Linked DNA regions of Homo sapiens: region 1 is linked to region 2. A link is an interaction called in ENCODE POLR2A ChIA-PET data of the cell type or tissue named here. Cell type or tissue: OCI-LY7. All regions are shown on one strand. Each heading gives the region's core, and the rest is flanking DNA. Links, peaks and the distances in the headings are about the cores only.

Region 1 (2,813 bases), core at 75-2,574, 220 kb before region 2:
CAAATCTCTGAGTCTCCATTTCCTAATTTATAAAATGAAGATCATATTACAGTGTTGTTATAAGGATTAAATTTAAAAGCAGAGTCTATGACACCTATGATAGTAAACAAAACTATCTACCCTTTATTGAATGCTTATTGTATCTAGACTTTATGCTAAGTATTTTATAAATGTTATTTATTTAATCTTCCAATAACTCCATCAGACAGGTTTTATTACTCCCAGTTTATAAGAAACAGATTTAGAGAATCTATGCAATCAGTCCAAGTGACACAGACAGTGAGACATAGAGTGGAAAAGTGAATCCTGATCCACACATTGCTCATGATCCACATTGCTCACATGGCACTGGGTCAGTCCACCAGGTAATACGGAGTTCATGCTCTTTCACAAGACTGCAGAAACTGATACTGGGAACCAGTATCACTGATGTAAATCACTAGTCAAAACTGAGATTTGCCTGAGTTCAATATACTTTGTAGTTCACATAAATATTTCAGTATAAATATGACTATCTCCTCTCTGTCCACTGTTGGAGGGTCTCTCATGTTTCTGCACATCTTGCAAGCAGAGCCACTACAATCTTTTCAGAACAGTGAATAGGTCAGTCAGGCAAGAAGCAAGCAGGAATTGTACAGGGAGTTCTCCTGGAGGGGCCACAAGAGAGAAGGGTTAGCCAGGTCATCCTTAATCAGAAAGGCGATCAGCACCACGAAAGCCCCAGCGGCCATTGGGCCCTACAGTCAAGCTGTGTTAGTCAGGACAAACTTACATTTCAGGACAGATAAGCATGAACCCTTTAAGTGGACAGCTTGTGCCAAGAGGGCTTGTTTAGCAAAAGAAGCTAAGCAAGAACATGAGTAAAATTCTGAAAGCTGCAGGCTGTGACTTCACTAATGCAGTAAAAACAACTGTTTTGTTGGCTGACATAAATGACTTCCCTACTGTCAATGAAATCTACAAACAGTACTTCAAGAGTAGTTTTCCTGCAAGTGCTGCTTACCTGGTTGCTGCTTTGCCCAAAGGAGGCCAAGCTGAAATTGAGGAAGTAACTGACCAAGCACCTCTCACAACGGCATGACTATAAGTGGCCCGGTGTTATTTAGTCTGAAATTTTTCACATCTTGACTTTTACAATTGATATAACATCTTAATTTTTAGAACTGATGAAAATGTGAGTTTGACTAAAATATCTGAAGTTATTATGGAAATACCATAGAATATGGAGAGCTAAGCACGAGTTGAAGATTAGATGATTAATCCAGTTACTGATGTAATAAATTATTATTATTTACACCCATATTACTGAATGTAGGAAAGAGATACTCATTACCAAAGAGCGACTCAAATAAATAAAAGGAAAATAATAAGTAGGAAAGATGAGTTATTTTTTCTAAGAAATAAACGAGCACACCTAATTCAAACTAATTTAATGACATGAAACATTTTGTTCTCATGTCAGATGTGTGACTCTGCTTTTATTTGGGTAAAATTAAAGTATTTAAATTGGAATGGTAGAGGTCAAGAAGAAAGTGGACCAAAATTGTAGACAGATAATATTTTTCTAATGGAAATAAAATAGACATGCAGATTAAAAAAAAACAGTGAATAAAATTTGAAATTAGACACAGTGTCCCCCTCCAGGGCAAAGGGCAGGTTTACTTATAAACAGGAAGAGAGAATGAGTGTCTCCCTAAAAGTAAAGGACATGCATAGTTACTGCCCATTATAAAACATTAGGGTTCCTTAAGCTTAAAATCACGGTCCTGTAACATAACTCACTGCAGATGTAGGTGTTTACTGGCCTGCTTCACATTGCCCTGTGAGTATTGGGGTTCATGGAACCAGCACAAGGAAAATAATGGCTACTTGGCTACTGCATGGCTGTTAATAATAAACTATACTTTGTCGCTAATCCAGAGGTCATGAAACTGTAGCTGGCCAATTTGTTAGCTTGCAAGTATGGCAAAATCTCAGGCTCTTCACAGTTCTTGGCAACCTTCTCCCTACCTCAACACACACATTTGGAATATAAGCTCAGCTAAAACAGAGTCCTTGCCTATCTTTTTCACTGCTTTATCTGCAGTATGTAAAACATTTTCTGTTCACAGTGGATACTCAATAAATGTTTGTTAAATGACTAGAAGAGAATAAAGCATTCCTATTTATTCACTTAAAACTAAGCAGTGATCAACTGTATCTGTAGGCCTCTGTGCAAACAACTTATTAGACTGTTTTAACTGCTTGTATTTTATGTTACTTCTAAACTCTATATCCTAATGATTATGTTTGATCACCTGTATAAAAATATATGTAAGAATGTGTAATTCTTGCCACATAACTCATTATTTAAAAACTTAAAAACACCCAAGAAGTAATCTCTTAGATATCACTATCTAAGTGATACCTAGATCTGCTCACAGGTCTAGGAAATACTGCTGTGTACTATTGTCACTTGCACCCTTGCAGTAACCCCTGAGCCACCACAACAAGGATTCAAGAAGCCCCAGTATCGCCACAGAACTCCCTGGCTCCCCTTTAGTGATTAACAACATTCTCCCCCTTTCCACTGGTCACCTTGATCAGACTTTTCCAGTTCTCATCCTGTTCTCTATGGAGAACTTGGAATATAGGAGATACACAACATGGAATATGAAATATGGAAACCACTTGTCAAGAGTTTGATAAGTAGCAGAGATATGCTTCACTCTAAGCAGTGTTGGTAAATGAATCAGTGTTCGCAGTTACTTCATACACATCAGAGCATGTAGACAGCTTTACTAACTGTATCACAACAGGTAAGCATGAACCTG
Region 2 (2,813 bases), core at 234-2,733:
CCATTTAAAATTACCCAGTGCAGAATGTGAACCACCTAGTCAATTTGACTGCTTTCCTGAGCATCAACCTGTAAGAAATCAAGACAGAAGATAATTCTCATAAAAATTCCCTCCCTAGGGAACTCCCGGAAAGAAATTGTCAGAACATGAGTTTTCTAGTTAAAAGGAAACAATGTTGCAACTAACTCAAATCAATAAATGACTACCTCCATCATCCCTGTAGCCACGTGTGTGGAAATATGCTGGCAGCACAGCCAGTATTTGTGCTAACATTAGCACACTCAAGGAAAATCAAACTGTGCTCCTTAAGGCTGTCAGGCCCTCTTAAAAGCTTTCCCCTCCCACGATCTCTTAGATGAGACTGACATCTATGCAGAGTAATGGAAGAAGGCAAAGTCCTTTTTCATCTCCAAGGACTATGGCTAATAATGGCTACTCCCCAGATAATTGTATATAGTATCTGCCTAGATTAACAAACAGGAGATTGAGTAAAATCGAGGAAATCCAGTAGATGACACAGCCAACCTTTCCGGAATCAGGATCTTTTACATTTAGTGTTCCCTCTGCCTGAAACCCAGTTTTCCCCACATATTTACATAGCCAGCTGCTTCTCACTGAAGCTCCCTGGTGGGGCCTTCCCTGACCACTCCTTCTAAAGCAAGATCCACACGCCTGCCTTCCACAGTGATGTAACCACCCATCTGATAATAACCACACGCTTCTAAAAATCTTGATTCTTTCTTTTTGCTCTCTATCCCACTTGAATATAAATCCCACGAGAGCAAGCACCTAGTTTGTCTAGTTCCCTGCTGCAGGACCAGGTCTCAGACAGTGCCTGGCAGGAGGTGGGTGCCCAGTAAATATTTGTGATCTAATGAGCAAATGCAGGACCTGAGTAACCCGAGGCAGCGGGCCTACAGTGCCTGAAGTCTGAAGACCATTTCTCAATTGCTTCTTTTTTTTTTTTTTTTTTTGAGACGGAGTTTTGCTCTTGCTGCCCAGGCTGGAGTGCAATGGCGCAATCTCAGCTCACTGCAACCTCCACCTCCCGGGTTCAAGCGATTCTCCTGCCTCAACCTCTCAAAGAGCTGGAATTACAGGTGCCCACAACCACACCTGGCTAATTTTTTTGTATCTTTAGTAGAGACGGGGCTTCACCATGTTGGCCAGGCTGATCTCAAACTCCTGCCTCAGCCTTCCAAAGTGCTGGGATTACTGGTGTGAGCCACCGCGCCTGGCTGCTCCATTTTAATGGGTTAAATCCCCCATAAGCAAGTTAAAAGCAAGTATTGTGGCAATTAACTAGAGAATTCAGATGCAAAAAAAAAAAAACAAACCACTTTGACCTCAAATATCTGTTTCAAGAGAACGTTAATCTTTCAGTTCCTTAAATTCTTGACTTTACTTTGTATGTGTAAATCTGGCTAGAAGCAGCTTCTTTTCTACTGACAGTGAGCAAAAGATTTTTTTCTCCTTCCTCAATAATTGGGGAATTTTCAAGGCCAGGTGTGGTGGCTCACACCTGTAATCCCAGCACTTTGGGAAGCCAAGGCGGGCAGATCACTTGAGGTCAGGAATTCGAGACCAGCCTGGCCAACATGGCGAAACCCTGTCTGTACTAAAAATACAAAAAATTAGCCAGGCGTGGTGGCACGTGCCTGTAGTCCCAGCTACTCAGGAGGCTGAGGCAGGAGAATCGCTTGAAGCCAGGAGGCAAAGGTTGCATGAGCCGAGATCACTCCACTGCACTCTAGCCTGGGCAACAGAGTGAGACCCTGTCTCAAAAAAATAAAGTAAAACAATAATAATAATAAACATTGAATGTAAAGAGAAAAAAAAAGAGCAGGAAAGAGAGAGAACCAAAAATGTAAAAATTAATCCTATCTGAATCCATTAGCTGAGTTTCCCTGAAAGTGCTAGTGTCCTTACGAGAGGTGTACAATAAACATAACATCATGAGATGTAGTATTCACCTTGAAACTCAACTTTAAATAGTTCCTGAAAGAGCTCCTTTCTTTATGACGTCCCAGAATCTTAGAAATAAGGCATTTGATCAAAAGAAGGCATTATAGACTCCGAGTTCCAATGGCTTAGGGGTACCATAGGAAAACAATGTGTCAAGCCTCTGCAGGACAATAGGGTCCTGCTGGCCACAGGTGATGTAATTTAGCTTCAATAGCCTTTGCAGATCCGAGGCCCACGGGAGAACACTGGCCGGCAGCCCATGTGTGAGCATGCGGGCTTTTCCTCTTGAACATATTGCATGATTATGGAACAGTCCCTGGAGGATTGAGACTTTATAAACAACAAAAATAATTTTGACAGCTGGCGACAGAAATAATCACTTCTCTTTGTATTTCATTAGTATCAATGTCCACTTTGTTTGTTAATGTTCTTTCAAAACAGAAAATCTGCATGACTCAACTCAGCAAGTATATGTTATACTTTTTTCTCTAGTTAGCAACTGACTATTCAGAGTTTGAAGGTGGACAAGATGGTCACAGTTGTCTCAAAAATACTCAACTTTCCCAGATGGAAGAAATTTGGAAAAATTCAACAGAATGTCAAAATGTTTATAAGAAGTCTGAGATGAGAGAACTTTGTGACACAGAACAGATAGACAAAATAAACAAATGCAGTCCTTTGCCACCTCTTAGGTCTCATTACAAACCCCTTGAGTCCCTGAACTGTGGGCCTGAATTTTCTCAACCAGGGAGAGAGTGGAGGTGAACCAAAAACTAACACCAAAAGTGTAAGGAAAACCTCATCCTGACTGAGATCTAACCTGCTGCCTCCAGCTGTTGGGTTTCCAG

Evidence for each region. ChIA-PET counts read pairs that join two places held together with the same protein. Peaks named below come from ENCODE experiments on the same cell type or tissue, not always from the same donor. Only the 100,000 strongest peaks of a DNase experiment are listed, where the experiment ranks them.
Region 1: POLR2A ChIA-PET joins it to region 2 with 5 read pairs; 6 of 35 experiments call an interaction of 5 or more read pairs at or near these places.

What each region holds. Positions count from the first base shown.
Region 1 is chr1:199,751,810-199,754,622 of GRCh38, forward strand. It overlaps the pseudogene RIDAP1. Among named protein-coding and RNA genes, the nearest start is that of NR5A2, 270 kb to the right of the region's middle. In OCI-LY7, for the core only: no CTCF peak of the experiment used is centred there; no DNase peak of the experiment used is centred there.
Region 2 is chr1:199,976,430-199,979,242 of GRCh38, forward strand. No RefSeq gene overlaps it. Among named protein-coding and RNA genes, the nearest start is that of NR5A2, 50 kb to the right of the region's middle. In OCI-LY7, for the core only: no CTCF peak of the experiment used is centred there; DNase peaks (open chromatin) are centred at 792 and 1,372; H3K4me3 peaks cover 1,697 bases; H3K27ac peaks cover 2,500 bases.